Linked DNA regions of Homo sapiens: region 1 is linked to region 2. Evidence: read pairs that join two places in POLR2A ChIA-PET (ENCODE). Cell type or tissue: GM12878. All regions are shown on one strand. Each heading gives the region's core, and the rest is flanking DNA. Links, peaks and the distances in the headings are about the cores only.

Region 1 (8,018 bases), core at 3,444-5,943, 180 kb after region 2:
CACATTGGGAGGCCAAGGTGGGTGGATCACTTGAGCTCAGGAGTTCGAAACTAGCCTAGGTAGCATGGTGAAACCCCATCTCTACAAAAAAAATACAAAAATTAACTGGGCATGGTGGTGCACGCCTGTAGTCCCAGCTACGTGGAAGGCTGAGGTGGGAGGATCTCTTGAGCCTGGGAGGCAGAGATTGTGGTGAGCCGAGATGGCGCCACTGCACTCCAGCCTGGGTGACAGAGGGAGACCCCAGTCTCAAAAAAACAAAAAACAAACAAACAAAAACTGTATGGATGAGGAGTTGCTTCTTATGGAATAAGCAAAGAAAGAGGCTTTTTTTTTGAAGCAGGATCTTGCAGTGGTGTGACTACAGCTCCCTGCAGCCTTGACCTCTTGGGTTCAAGTGATTCTCCTGCCTTAACCTCCCAAGTAGCTGGGACTACAGGCGCACCACCATCATTCCTGGCTAATTTTTTTATTTTTCATACAGACAGGGTCTCACTATGTTGCCCAGGCTACTCTCAAACTCCTGGGCCCAAGCAATCCTCCCGTCTCAGCCTCCCAAAGTGCTGGGATAACAGGCATGAGCCACTCTGCCTGGCCAAAAGTGGCTTCTTGAGATGAAATCTACTCCCAGGGAAGATGCTGTGAACACTGTTGAAACGACAACAAAGGATTTAGAGTATGACATAAATTTAGTTGATAAAGCTGTGACGGGGTTTGAGAGGATTGACTTCAATTTTGAAACAAAGTTGTACTGTGGATAAAATGCTATCAGACAGCATTGCATGTTAGAGAGAAATCTTTCACAAAAGGAAGAGTTCATCAATGTGGCAAACATTATTGTTGTCTAATTTTAAGAAATGGCCACAGCCACCCCAGACTTCAGCAGCCACCACCCTGATCAGTCAGCAGCCGTCAACAAGGCAAGACCCCCCCCAGCAGCAAAAAGATTGGGACTCACTGAAGATTCAAATGATCATTAGCATTTTTTAGCAATAAAGTATTTTTCATTAAGGTATGTACATTGTGGTTATTAGACATAATGTTACTTCACACTTAACAGATTACAGTATAGTGAAAACAATTTTTTTTCTGAGACAAGGTGTCTCTTTGTCATCCAGGATGGAGTGCATTGGTGCAGTCACAGCTGACTGTAGCCTCAAACTCCTGGGCTCAAGCGATCTTCCTGCCTCGGCCTCCTGAGTAGCTAGGACTGTAGGTGTGGACCACCACAACTGGCTAAGTTTTTCATTTTTTGTAGAGATGGGGTCCCACTACGTTGCCTAGGCTGGTCTTGAACAACTGGCCTCAAGTGATCCTTCCACCTTGGCCTCCCAAATTGTTGGGATTACAACCGTGAGCCACCACACCCAGCCAGTATAACTTTTATACGCTCTGGGAAACCAAAAAAAAAAAAATTGCGTGACTCACTTTATTACAATATTTGCTTTCTTGTGGTCATCTGGAACAGAACCTGCAATGTCTCTGAAGTATGCCTGTACGGAGACATATAGCAGTTATTTCATACTAATAAATGAGGCTGAGTTATTGTCGTACAGCTTTTTCACTGTACAGAAATTTTTCACTGTAAAATTTCTTTATCAGGGTGTAGAGATCTACCTGGCTCTTTTTCCCAAATGTATAGTTTTCCTTTCTTTTCTTTTCTTTTCTTTTTTCTTCTTTTTTTTTTTTTTATTTTTTTTTTGAGACGGAGTCCCGCTCTGTCGCCAGGCTAGAGTGTAGTGGTGCAGTCTCGGCTCACTGCAACCTCCACCTCCCGGGTTCAAGTGATTCTCCTGCCTCAGCCTCCTCAGTAGCTGGGACTACAGGCGCCCGCTACTGTAGTAGTCTGGCTACTTTTTTGCATTTTTAGTAGAGACGGGGTTTCACCATGTTGCCCAGGATGTTCTCGATCTCTTGACCTCAGGTGATCCACCCACCTCGGCCTCTCAAAGTGCTGGGATTACAGGCGTGAGCCACAGCTCCCAGCCCAGTTTTCTTATATAAACACGTCATAGGCTGGGTGCAGTGGCTCATGCCTGTAATCCCAGCACTTTGGGAGGCCAAGGCAGGCAGATCACCTGAGGTCAGGAGTTTGAGACCAGCCTGGCCAACATGGCGAAACCCCGTCTCTACTATAAATACAAAAATTAGCTGGACATGGTGGCGCATGCCTGTAATCCCAGCTACTAGTGGGGCTAAGGCAGGAGGATCACTTGAACCTGGGAGGCAGAGGTTGCTGTGAGCCAAGATTGTGCCATTGCACTCTACCCTAGGCAACAAGAGGGAAACTCTGTCTCAAAAAACAAAACAAAACAAAACAGGTCATAGTGAAATCAGGACTCATTTTCCCTAGTGATGAAGCTCTCCCTTAAAGATAAAATCAAGTGGCAAAAATTCTTTTTTGCATCATGCACCTAGTATTGGTGATTGTGCACATGTGCATGACACTTAGAAATGATGTTGTGGGGTCCAGGCGCGGTGGCTCACGCTTGTAATCCCAGCACTTTGGGAGGCCGAGGCAGGTGGATCACAAGGTCAGGGGTTTGAGACCAGCCTGGCCAATATGGTGAAACCCCTTCTCTACTAAAAATACAAAAATTAGCCAGGCGTGGTGGCATGTAGTCCCAGCTGCTCGGGAGGCTGAGGCAGAGGAGTTGCTTGAACCCAGGAGGCAGAGGTTACAGTGAGCCGATTGTGCCACTGCACTCCAGCCTGGGCAACAGAGCAAGACTCCGTCTCAAAAAAAAAAAAAATGATGTTGTGGGCCGGGTGTGGTGGCTCACGCCTGTAATCCCAGCACTTTGGAAGGCCGAGGCGGGTGGATCACCTGAGGTCAGGAGTTCGAGACCAGCCTGACCAACATGGTGAAACCCCGTCTCTACTAAAAATACAAAAATTAGCTGGGCGTGGTGGCAGGCGCCTATAATCCCAGCTACTTGGGAGGCTGAGGCAGGAGAATCGCTTGAACCCGGGAGGCGGAGGTCGCAGTAAGCCGAGATCGCGCCATTGCACTCCAGCCTGGGGGGACAAGAGCAAGACTTCATCTCAAAAAAAAAAAAAAGAAAGAAAGAAATGATGCCGTGACAGCTCTCCAGAGGAAACTGCTGTTAACAGCTGCTATGTGTCCTTCCAGTCTTTTTTTCTTTTTCCAGGCTGTGGCGTGCAAATAGAAAAGTATACAAATACATACATACATACAGAGAAATACATCATAGTGTCTGTGTAGTCACGAAAGCAGAATCGTGGTTGGATTTTGATAGGTGTTGCCAAGTTGCCTTCCAAAAAGGCCACACCTCCAATTCCCCACTTCTCCACCCTCCCTTACATTGGCAAGTGTCAATGGTTTTAAATTTTAAAAGCCTAAGTTGGAAAAATGTTCTAATTTACACCTTCCTGGTTGCCAAGAGGATCAGTCATTTTAGTGTAGTTTATTAGCCATTAACATTACTTGTGCTATGCATTGCCTATTCATGTGATGGCCAGTTTCTCTTTTTTTTTTGTCTTATTGATTTGCAATCAATAATCTATAATCACTCTGGAAATTAACCTTTTGACTGTTAAACATGTTGCAAATATATTTCCCAGGGTAGAACTTTCTCTTCGGCTTAGTTTTCCTAACAGTTTTGCTACTTCCTTTTCATTCACCATCACGTTAGCAAACATTAACTATAATGTCATCATCTCACTTCAAGAAAAAACAAAAGAAAAACTAAGTTCCTAATTTGCTCTCATTTTTAAATACTAAGTAGGTTCTCTTATGTCTGAATATGAAACATTCATGTAAGTTAGCACTTCCTAAAAGCATTTCTTTTTTTTCTTTTTATCTTTTTTTTTTTTTTTTGAGATGGAGTCTCGCTCTGTCGCCCAGGCTGGAGTACAGTGGCGTGATCTCGGCTCACTGCAAGCTCCACCTCCCAGGTTCACGCCATTCTCCTGCCTCAGCCTCCCGAGTAACTGGGACTACAGGCGCCCGCCACCATGCCCGGCTAATGTTTTTGTATTTTTTAGTAGAGACGGGGTTTCTACATGTTAGCCAGGCTGGTCTCAATCTCCTGACCTCATGATCTGCCCGCCTCGGCCGCCCAAAGTGCTGGGATTACAAGGGTGAGCCACCGCGCCCGGCCCATTTTCTTTTCTTTTCTTTTCTTTTTTTTCTTTCCTATGAAAGGATTTCACTCTGTTGCCTAGGCTGGAGACCCGCAGTGCAATCACAGCTCACTGCAACCTCAACCTCCTGGGCTAAGTGATCCTCACACCTCAGCCTCTAGAATAGCTGGGACCACAGGTGTGCACCACCACACCTGGCTATTTTTATTTTTTGTAGAGGCAGGATCTTGGTGTGTTGCTCAGGCTGGTTTCAAACTCCCAAGCTCAAGTGATCCTCCCACCTTGGTCTCCCAAAGGCATGAGGCACTGTGCCCGGTCCTAAGACCGTTCATTCTTGGTCTCTAATGTATGTATTCTACGAGTGTATTATATTGACCTGATATACCTCGCAAACTATGATGTGTGGCCTCTTAATCTTGCAGAACCACAGTGACATGAGAGGGACAGGGGCTCCTCGGCACCTCTGGTGGCTAAACATTGGAAATTGTTGAAGAAACATATGGAAACTGCCTGCCATTATGTCTGCCTTCTAGCAGGACCTGAGCAAGTGACGGCTGTTATGCATGTTAATGTACATTTGATGTTGTATTTCCATGGGAACTTAGTTGTATGACTTTACCTCCTAAAATTCACAGGACAACTCAGTGGCATCTGAATCTGCACATACATCATTTCCTGCTGACATGCATATACACAATGGAGTACTATTCAGCCATAAAAAAGAATGAGATCCCGTGATTTGCAACAACATGGATGGAACTGGAGGTCATTGTGTTAATTAGAATAATCCAGGCATAGAAAGACAAACTGCATGTTCTCACTTATTTGTGTAAGCTAAAAATTAAAATGATTGAACTCATGGAGATAGAGAATAGAATGCCGGTTACCAGGCTGGGTGCAGTGGCTTATGCCTGTAATCCCCACACTTTGGGAAGCCAAGGTGGGCAGATTGCTTGAGCAACATGGGGGCAACATAGCAAAACCCCATCTCTACCAAAAAACAACAACAACAACAATAAGAAGTACCCAGGTGTGGTGGTGCACACCTATAGTCCCAGCTACTCAGGAGGCTGAGGTGGGAGGATAACTTGAGCCCAGGAAGTTGAGGGTGTAGTGAGCTGAGATGGTGCACTGTACTTCACCCTGGGCAACAGAGCAAGACTGTGTCTCAAAAAAAAACAAAAAAAAAAAAGAGAAAGAAATAGAAATAAAAATAAACAAATAACAAAAATAGTATAATTGGATTGTCTGTAACACAAAGAAAAGATAAATGCTTGAGGTGATGGATACCCCATTTACCCTGATGTGATCATTATGCATTATATATGTGTATCAAAATATCTTGGCTGGGCCCAGTGGCTCACGCCTGTAATCCCAGCACTTCGGGAGGCCAAGGCGGGAGGATCACCTGAGGTAAGGAGTTTGAGACCAGCCTGGCCAACACGGTGAAACCCTGTCTCTACTAAAACTACGAAAATTAGCTGGGTGTGGTGGCAGGTGCCTGTAGTCTCAGCTACTCGGGAGGCTGAGGCAGGAGAATTGCTTGAACCCAGGACGCAGAGGTTGCAGTGAGCCAAGATCGTGCCATTGCACTCCAACCTGGGCAATAAGAGTGAAACTCTGTCTCAAAAAAAAAAAAAAAAAATCTCATGTACCCCATACTATGTACCCACAAAAATTAAAAACAAAATTTCCTGCTGAGTTTCCTGAAATGTCCAGGCTGAGATGTTGGCAGTTAATAGATAAGAACAGCTTCCATAAGACATAAAATTGCCATTAGCTTAATTTTTTAAGGCCACTCAGGAAGACTGTATTTGGCACCACTGTCTTGGCACCATCGTTACCAGCAATAAGCTTAATGTGAGGACATGGCAGCTATAACTGCAAATGATTTCCTTGAAGGCAAATTGTGAACAGCATTTCTTGGAAAGTTGGCTTTCTAGAGCAACGTGGAAAGCTTCAGCTGACAAATGCAGAAGGGTCAGGAGCTGTGGAGAGCCTCTTTTTGCAGCTGCCTGCTGACCATGCCAGTCCGAGCCTGCCTGTCACCTTGGCCATCACAGTTGGAGCCACGAATGGGTCCAGTGGATGAGGCTGCCAACTGCAAGGCCATGGCACTCCCGCATCCTCACCACCGTGCTTACAGCTTGCTGAGCTGTCCTGTGTGTGCAGCTCCTCAGGTGCCCAGATGGTGGCTTCACATAGGTCATTTAATCTAACAACTCACCTGTTGGACAGTTGTGAGTCAGATGAGAAGGCTGAAGCTCAGAGCGGTTAAGTGACCTGCTTGGTCAGTGGTGGAGTGTAAATGCAAACCCCCAGTCTGTGCCCTTCTCTCCTGGCATCATTCTACTCTTCCCTATACACTGATGATTCTTTCCCTGCCCAGTGTGCTCCTTGGCACATTCATCTGGCCTTTCTTCTTCTTCTTTTTTTTTTTTTCCGAGACAGAGTCTCGCTCTGTTGCCCACGCTGCAGTGCAGTGGCGCGATCTCGGCTCACCACAACCTCCCCTCCCGGGTTCAAGCGATTCTCCTGCCTTAGCCTCTTGAGTAGCTGGGATTACAGGCATGCGCCACCATGCCTGGCTAATTTTTATATTTTTAATAGAGACAGGGTTTCACCATGTTGGTCAGGCTGGTCTTGAAACCCTGACCTCGTGATCTGCCTGCCTCAGCCTCTCAAAGTGCTGGGATTAGAAGACTTGACCCACCGCGCCTGGCCTATGTATGTATTTTTTAAGAGACAGGGTCTTGCTCTGTCATTCAGGGTGGAGTGCAGTGACACAGTCATGGCTCACTGCAGCCTCGAACTCCTAGGTTCAAATGATCCTCCCACTTCAGCCTCCTGATTAGCTGAGACTACAGGTGCACACCTCCACACCTGGCTTTTAAACAGCTTTTGTGAGGCCAGGCACGGTGGTTCACACCTGTAATCCCAGCACTTTGGGAGGCCAAGGCAGGTGGATCACCTGAGGTCAGGAGTTCGAGACCAGTCTGGCCAACATGGCGAAACCCTGTCTCCACTAAAAATACAAAAAAAAAAAAAAAATAGCCGGGCGTGGTGGTGGACGCCTGTAGTCCTAGCTACTTGGGAGGCTGAGGCATGAGAATCACTTGAACCTGGGCAGCGGAGGTTGCAGTGAGCCGAGATCGCGCCGCTGCACTCCAGCCTGGGCGATAGAGCAAGACTCTGTCTAAAAAACATAAATAAATACATTTTTAAAAAGTTTTTGTTTCTCACCATATTACCCAGGCTGGTCTGGAGCTCCTGGCTCCAGTGATTCTCCTGCTTCAGCCTCCCAAAGGGCTGGGATTACAGGTGGAGGACACCATGCCCAGCCTGGATATTGTTGACTTTGTGAGTAGTAACTACATACATAAAAGAGCACAAATCCTAAGTATACCGCCCACTGGATTTTCACCAAGTGAACACACCTGTGTAATCACACCCAGATCAAGAAACAGAACATTACCAACATTCCTGAAGCTCCCAGCCATTAGTCCCAGCTGCCAGCCCAGGGATAGCCACATACCTGGCCCTTAACACCATAGATTTGATGCACCTGGTTTTTGAACTTTATGTAAAGGTACAGTGTGTCTACCTCTTTTGTTCAACATTACGTAAAATTCATCCATATTGTGCATGTTGTTTTACACTTTTGTCTGACCGCCCTCCAGAGACAGGGTCTCCCTCTGTTGCCCAGGCTGGTCTTGAACTCCTAGGCTCAAGTGATCCTCCTGCCTCGGCTTCCCGAAGTGCTGTGATTACAGATGTGAGCCACCACACCCAGCCCATTCTCATTGCTTTTGTCCCACGTGTGAATATGCCACAAACGATCTATCCATTCCACTGTCGATGGGCATTTGGGTTATGAGAGACAGGCATTTATCCTGATGTTAAGACTGAAG
Region 2 (8,018 bases), core at 3,018-5,517:
CTGTAATTCCACCACTTTGGGAGGCCAAGGCAGGTAGATCACTTGAGCTCAGGAGTTCCAGACCAGCCTGGCCAAGATGGTGAAAGCCCATCTCTATAAAACATACAAAAATAAGCCAGGGGTAGTGGCTCACACCTGTAGTCCCAGCTACTAGGGAGGCCTAGGTGGGAGGATGGCTTGAGTCCAGGAGGCAGAGGTTACAGGGAGCTGAGATCACACCACTACACTCTAGCCTGAACAACAGAGACAGGCCTTGTCTCAAAAACTCTCAAAAAAATATATATATATAAATTGAAGATGAAGAAGACAGACCACAAGGCTGATTGGAGTGATGTGACAGTCCAAATTTCTAGCACGTTCAAACACTAAGACTTACCAAGTGCTTGCTGCTCAATCTACCCACATTTATCCTTTGGAAAGTCTCTGCTAGTTCCACCTCTACATCACTTGAGATACAATCAAATAACCTTCCATCCATAAGCATTTAAGCCCTACCTATACAGACAGGTATCTCATTATATTTATTTACAAACACTAGCTAAAAAGCACACTTGGAATACAAAATTTCTCATGAAATTACTATGTTTCACTAATTTTAAGACAACTATTGTTTTATGAAAAATTCTACCCATTTTAATCGTAAGATAACTTCTTTCCCTTTTTTTTTTTTTTTGAGACGGAGTCTTGCTCTGCTGCCCAGGCTGGACTGCAATGGCGTGATCTGGGCTCACTGCAACCTCCGCCTCCTGGGCTCAAGTGATCCTCCCGGTCAGCCTCCCAAGTAGCTGGGACTATAGGCACGAACCACCACACTCAGCTATTTTTTTCTGGAGAGACGGGGTTTCCCCATGTTGCCCAGGCTGGTCTCAAATTCCTGGACTCAAGCAATCCACCCACCTCAGCCTCCCAAAGAGCTGGGATTTACAGGCATGAGCCACCGTACCTAGCCACCGTTTTATCATTTAAAAAGAAAGATTGAGCTGCATGGGCATAATCTCCTAATCTGATGCTCAGGCACATGCCAGCACGCTCAGCTAATTGTTGCCAGGCTGGTCTCGAACTCCTGACCTCAGGTGATCCACCCACCTTGTCCACCCAAAGTGTTGGGATTATAGGCGTGAGCCACCGTGCCCAGCCTTCTTCCACGTTCTTAAGGGAAAAATGTCCTCTTTCCCCCACGTTGCTAAGCCCTCTTCTCTTCCTTTTATCAATCACCTCTTAAAACTTCCTTCAAATAAGGAGAAAATTTGAATACAACTGGCCAGGCACAGTGGCTCACATCTGTAATCCCAGCACTTTGGGAGGCCAAGGTAGGCAGATCACATGAGGCTAAGGAGTTTGAGACCAGCCTGGCCAACATGGCGAAACCCCTTCTCTACTAAAAATACAAAGATTAGCAGGGTGTGGTGGGGCACTTCCGTGATCCCAGCTACTCAGGAGGCAGAGGCATGAGAATCCCTTGAACCCAGGAGGCGGAGGTCACAGTGAGCCAAGATCTCACCACTGCACTCCAGCCTGGGCAACAGAGCGAGACCCTGTCTCCAAAAATAAATAAATAAATAAACATAACCCTCTCTTTCCTTGTTATGCTTTTTGGAAAGTAACATACTAACTTATCCAACACAGTTATTTGTCCAAAGTTCCTACATAGCTCTATAAACCCACATAGCCCTTGTCCTACTGAATGATGCTATGTCCTAACAGCCTTTGTACAATACATCCTACAGTATACACTGAAAGAGGCTCTTCATAAATGCATTTGATGATAATCTCACTCCTTAAAAAGCTCCTGAATGTTCACTGTCAGAGCCTATATTTATACTCAAATACACGAAGGGAAAAAAAATGTTCTCTTACCTGGCTTCTAACAACAATGGAGTGGAAAACCATTTTGTTGTAAGAGAGGTTGTAATGGCTTTTGAGTCGGCCTTTACTGAGGAGAACAGCCACAGAACAGTGAGTACAACCAGAACTCCCATTTTATAGCAAACTCCTAAAAGGAAAAAAAGAAAAGAAGTTTTGCTACAAGGAAATTTTTTTTTTTTTTGAGACGCAGTCTCGCCCTGTCGCCCAGGCTGGAGTGCAGTGGTGCAATCTCGGCTCATGCAACCTCTGCCTCCCAGGTTCAAGCGATTCTCCTGCCTCAGCCTCCCCAGTAGCTGGGATTACAGGCACGCACCACCACACCCTGCTAATTTTGTGTATCTTTAGTAGAGACAGGGTTTCACAATGTTGGCCAGGCTGGTCTCAAACTCCTGACCTCGTGATCTGCCCGCCTCAGCCTCCCAAAGTGTTGGGATTACAGGCATGAGCCACCATGCCTGGCCTGCTACAAGGTAATTTTAACCTCATACTTGGAGACACAAAATAACAATCCTAATAATACTTGGAGACACAAAATAACATAAGTTAGCGAAACAGAAATGCTTCTGACATATAATAGCACTTAATATCTAGCTAGTCCAACAGATATTTGCTGAGTGACTGATATGTAACTGAAGGCACTTAGGTTATTACATTCTTTCCTACAAAGGCTCTGCTTCATTTCCCAAGCAATCTACACCATACAGGGGTATAAAAATCAGTTGGTGGCACACCAGGTTGCACACAACCATATTTTATAAAGGATGAAAGCAAATAAAGCTGAGATAGATGAAAATATAAATGATAGGTATTAAGGGTTGAACTGTGTCCCCCAAAAAAGATATGGAAATCCTATCCCCCGGTACCTCGTAATGTCAACTTATTTGTAAATACAGTCTTTACAGAGGTCATCAGTTAAAACAAGGTTATTAGGTGGGCACTAACCCAATGACTGATGTTATAAAGAGGAGAAATCTGGACAGAGAAAGACAGCACAGAGGGAAAACTATGTAGAGACACAGGAGACCACCAGGTGAAGACAGAGGCACACACTAAAATTATACTGTAAGCTAAGGAATGCCTGAAACTACCAGAAGCTGAAGAGTCAAAGAAAGATTCTTCCTCCAAAGATTTCAGCGGGAACGTGGTCCTGTGAAACCCTGAGTAAGGATTTCTAGCACTGTGAGACAGTAAATATCTATTGTTCTAAGCCACCCAGTTTGTGATACTTTGTTGTGGTAGCCCTAGGAAACTAACATAATGGGTCCCAAATGTAAACTCAGACAGGTTCTGAAATAAAGAAATGTAAAATTTTAGTGGCTTCCCAAGCCAACTGTCCCATCTACAAAATGAGGGATCTAGGGTCACTGGCAAAGTGGATGGCCACAGAATGCAGGCCTCTTGACACCCTCCGCAGCCGCTCCAAGCCTGTCAAGATCCTCTCAGACAGCATCCAGACAGTTTCAGAAAAAGGTCTCCAGCTGCAGATTTCTCTGATTTTCATCTCCAAAGTCCACCTAACAGAACCCTAATCGGACCTCCCCTGAGCTCTACCCATTTGAATGAGAACTAAAAGGGGGTGTGAATATGTGGGAAGCACTAAGCTATCCTTGGGCTTCAGAATGTTAGCTCTGGTAAGGCTCACTTCGGTCTCATCCCAGTTCTTTAATATTGGTTACAAAATCTATCACTGAGGGAGGCTGTCCACATTGGGGACTAGTCAATAGCTGCTTTTTATAAAAAGCATCATTTGTGTTAACATCCTGCTTCATAGAACATACAGTATCTCTGAAGAACGATGGTCAAAAGCAAAATAAATTATAACAAATAGAAAAGTGGCTTTCAGAAGCATTTTAAGTTCAGGCACTGCCAGCTTCTTTGGAAACCAAAAAAAATTAATAAATCAGCCAGGCATGGTGGCATGCACCTATGGTCCCAGCTACTTGGGAGGCTAAGGTGGGAAGATAGCTTGGGCCTAGGAGGTCCATGCTGCATCTGGGCAACAGAGCGGGACAGGAGGAGTTACGGGACAGGAGGAGAGCAGGACAGGAGGAGAGTGGGGGAGGAGGAGGAGGAAGAGGAGGAGGAGGAAGAGGAAAGAAAGAAGAAAGAAGGAGGAAGAGAAGGAGGAGGGGAAGGGGAAGGTAAAGGGGAAGGGGAAGGAGAAGGGGAAGGGGAAGGGGAAGAGGAAGAAGAAGAGGAAGGAGAAGAAGAAGAACATCCCACTTATAAATAAAAACACTCAGAAGTGTTTTTCAAAATCAACGTTTGTAAAAACTGCTATAGAGGCTGCAGAAATGAAAGAATACACACACAAAAATGAAACCTACTGAAATTAGAGATAACCAAACTAGATTTTACACAATGAAACCTGATAGCAGTGATTCCTGGCTGGTTGAGTGAAGAGGATATAGGCCTTTTCTGGAATCTAGTAAAGTTACTGACATTTCCCACAGAGGAGCAAACAAGGACCCAAATTTTATGTACAACTTAAGAATTCTCTTGGGACTGGCCCAGCGCAGTGGCTCACGCCTGTAATCCCAGCACTTTAGGAGGCTGAGGTGGGTGGATCACCTGAGGTCAGGAGTTCAAGACCAGTCTGTCCAATGTGGTGAAACCCCGTCTCTACTAAAAATACAAAAATTAGCCAGGCATAGTGGCAGGTGCCTGTAATCCCAGCTACTCAGGAGGCTGAGGCAGGAGAATCGCTTGAACCCGGGAGGTGGAGGTTTCAGTAAGTCGAGATCGCACCACTGCACTCCAGCCTGGGCGACAGAGAGAGACTCCGTCTCAAAAAAAAAAAAAAAAAAAAAAAAAAAAAAGCATTCTCTTAGGACTAACCATAGACACCCTTTCCCACAGGCCCACAGACTGCAGCCTCAGAAACCTGCTCTACAGGACACAATAGACACGGTTTGTAAAAAAAGGGAACCTTTTAGCATCAGGGCAGCTGTGATCAATTCCTGAGTTTGCTACGTACTAGCAGTTTAACCACATATATGTTACCTAACTTCCCAGGCCCTTAGTCTCGAAGACTATCAAAGTAGGAATAATAGTATCTGCCTCACAGGGTCAATGTGAAAATGAAGAGGCAATAAAAAAATCACTTTGTAAAGTGCCAAGTACTATACCAGAATTGATTGTTGTAGTAAAACATTTTATCGTAAGAAAAAACTATCTTCTAAATTACAGAATAGTACATCATCGTTATTAAATAGCCTCAAAAATACACATTGGAAATATATCCTCTGTGGCTGAGAGAAAAAATTCTCCCCAAAAGTTACAGAGTTTTTCTTTTTTTTTTAATCTGGCCTGAGTCAATGAGTTTATAAACTGGAGACAGCGCATCATATGAACTGTCTAGCAGTATTACGCTATTAGCTATGTTTACAATTTGTCCTGAAGGGGTCTAGATGTGTACACCCCAGAAAGTGGTGATTCCTGATGACGAATTGGACGCCACTGCACTGTAACCCCAGGTGGATGGCATGTAGAGTGGGGAGGAAATTGGGGGTATGACAAAGTCCCCTGAGGAAACCCCAGCATTTAACAAGCAATGACTCTGAGCTAAACATTGTATTAGGTGCTTTACATACACAGTGTTATCTAATCCTTACATACAACAACCCAGGGCACTAACGTTCTCTGAGGGGAGCAACCATGTCTACTTCGTTTACCAAAGTGCACAGCATGATGCCTGGCACTCAGAAGACAGTCCATGAATATGCTGCATGCATCTCCACTTTAAAAATAAGTGAAAGCTCGAAGATGCTGAGTACCTTGCCTAACTAATAAATAGCAGTGCTTAGAACCCACACCTTCCTGCTTTTAAAGTTCTACAATACCGTGCTCTCTTCTCTGGTTCTCTGGCTTTACAAAAGGGTAAAAAGCCATACTCTGTGCAGACTCAGACTGAGAAAAGTGCTTGTGAGAACCAAGGCAAGTCCAAGGATTTTCAGTGGCCACAGTTCTTGGGAGACAGGTGGCTGAGAAAGGAATAGTTTTAACCTGAAACCAAGGGAGGAGGCCTGAAGCTGGGACCGAAGCAATCCAACCAACCAATCTGACAGATCCACACTTACGCTGGCTTTGGGGACCGATGGGAGCTCCTCAAGAGCAGGGTGTTTTGTCTATCATGGTCTCCACGCCTAGCATTATGCCTGAAACATAGAAGGCTCTCAAAATGAAATAAACACAGGCCTCATTCATTAAGGCATGAATGGAAACAACAGGAAAGGAGTGTGGCACCAAGAGTGAAGATGCTATAAAATGCCTAGGACTGCAAGATAGGTAAAATGAAAATCCTATGAACCTGTGGCCTGCCTCGAGATCCCCCTACACTGTTTTCAAAAAGGAGAGAGAGTACGTGTTCTTGGGGAGAGATGCAGCACCATTTGAGATGAAAAAAGGAGGAAAGCTATACATTAAAAAAGAGCTTTGCCACTCTGACCCCACATTCTTAACTCTACAGGTAAAACCAGAGGAAAAGACTGTCCAGAGAAGCAGACGTAAGAATCTCACTGAAGTGGTCTCTGCTTTGAGTATGTCTTCATTTTATAGGATCCCTTATCATTCTGACCCTAGGGGTTCTTAAATGTTGCTTATAAAGACAAACAGTCTGAGATAATGGCCAACAGAATGTGCCATGTGGCTTTGCATGATAAGCATTATACTTGCGGCATGATGAATAAACAGAAAACACTCTTTAACAAGTTCTAGGCCCAACTATCAACAACCATCCGTAGGAGGCTGAGGTAGGAGGACCACCTGAGCCCAGGAGGTGGAGGCTGCAGCTAGCAAGATCATGTCACTATTCTCTAACCTGGGCAACAGAGCAAGACTCTGCCTCACCAACAAAAAATAAAAAAATAAATTAAAACACTATCTCTTGCACCATTGCACTCCAGCCTGGGTAACAAGAGTGAAACTCCATCTCAAAAAAAAAAAAAAAAAGAAAGAAAGAAAGAAAATTATCACATCATCTTGTATTGTTACAGGGAAACTTAGATAAAAAAAGAAAATGCTCACAGACAGCTGCAGGAAAGTTCTAAGCAAATTTTCTTCTTACTTTCATATATTCCCCTGAAGTTCAATGTGCATTATAAATGTGCTATGCTACTGTACAAAGTATTATGGTCACTTCCTTTAATAAGTTTCATGTGGCCAGGAGTTCAAGATCAGACTGGTAGGTAACAAGACCTCATCTCTACAAAATAAATAAATAAATAAATAAATAAGAATTTTTTTAAAATAAGCTTCAGCTAAGTTTATCAAAAGCAAGTCAAGTGTTGCTAAATTCGACTGGCTTAAAAAAAAAAAAAGCAAAGTGAAAAGGCTACAATTATTCCAAGTTTTGTGGTGCTGTTAAATAGCTATTTAAAATGTCTTCAAACGCCTGCAAGTGTAAGATTCTTGAAGGAAAGAGGGCACTTTACACTAAAATTGGCTGGCAAGTACATCAATGAATGTTTCCAAAACAGTTAGTGTAGCACAATAAGGCAAAAGACCCCAGGACTTCAAACGAACAAAATTGCTCCTTCTCAAATCTGGCAAGAAATGCAAAACAACTGCAGATTCTGGCCAAGGAACAAAAACAGTTCACATCTATAAGTTATTGGCGACGGACGCAGATCTCATTCTGGCAGGTCCCACGCTAAAAGTGAAACCATATCATCCAATTTCCAGCCAACAGATCACAGTGTTAAAAGAAAACAGTAACCAATACGCATCAACCCGAATTCATTTTAGGAAAAATTGAAATCTATTTTAAAAAGCACGTCGTTCTGCAATCAGGGTCCTGCAAAGTGCTGCTTCTCAACTCACTGAGGATCAAGCTTGGTCTAAATCCATGGTAGGATACCTCCCCCATTTCCTTCTGCACTTGGCACAAGGATCTAAAGCTCTTCAAAGAAGGTTCAAGACCGCTGAACAGAGCCCGCCGCCACCCCCGCGGAAGCGATACCTTGCCAAGAAGACCACTGAGGGCAACTCGGGGCGCTCGCGAATAGGGGAAGGGATAGGACACCAGAGGGTAAACTGAGTCACGGTAGAGGCGGAAGCTCAATGTGACAGGGGCACAGGGTCGCCTTGTGCCCCAAACCCTCTCTTTGTCCACGAGGCCTCCTCACGCCACCCCTGGGTACCTGTCACCGGCA

What was found. Peaks named below come from ENCODE experiments on the same cell type or tissue, not always from the same donor. Only the 100,000 strongest peaks of a DNase experiment are listed, where the experiment ranks them.
Region 1: POLR2A ChIA-PET joins it to region 2 with 5 read pairs; 5 of 35 experiments call an interaction of 5 or more read pairs at or near these places.

What each region holds. Positions count from the first base shown.
Region 1 is chr2:127,907,444-127,915,461 of GRCh38, reverse strand. No RefSeq gene overlaps it. Among named protein-coding and RNA genes, the nearest start is that of AMMECR1L, 25 kb to the right of the region's middle. In GM12878, for the core only: no CTCF peak of the experiment used is centred there; no DNase peak of the experiment used is centred there.
Region 2 is chr2:128,091,404-128,099,421 of GRCh38, reverse strand. UGGT1 (UDP-glucose glycoprotein glucosyltransferase 1) reads right to left here. Exons shown (of 41, transcript NM_020120.4): 1 at 8,007-8,018; 2 at 1,858-1,993. Among named protein-coding and RNA genes, the nearest start is that of UGGT1, 4.2 kb to the right of the region's middle. In GM12878, for the core only: no CTCF peak of the experiment used is centred there; no DNase peak of the experiment used is centred there; H3K4me3 peaks cover 792 bases; H3K27ac peaks cover 247 bases.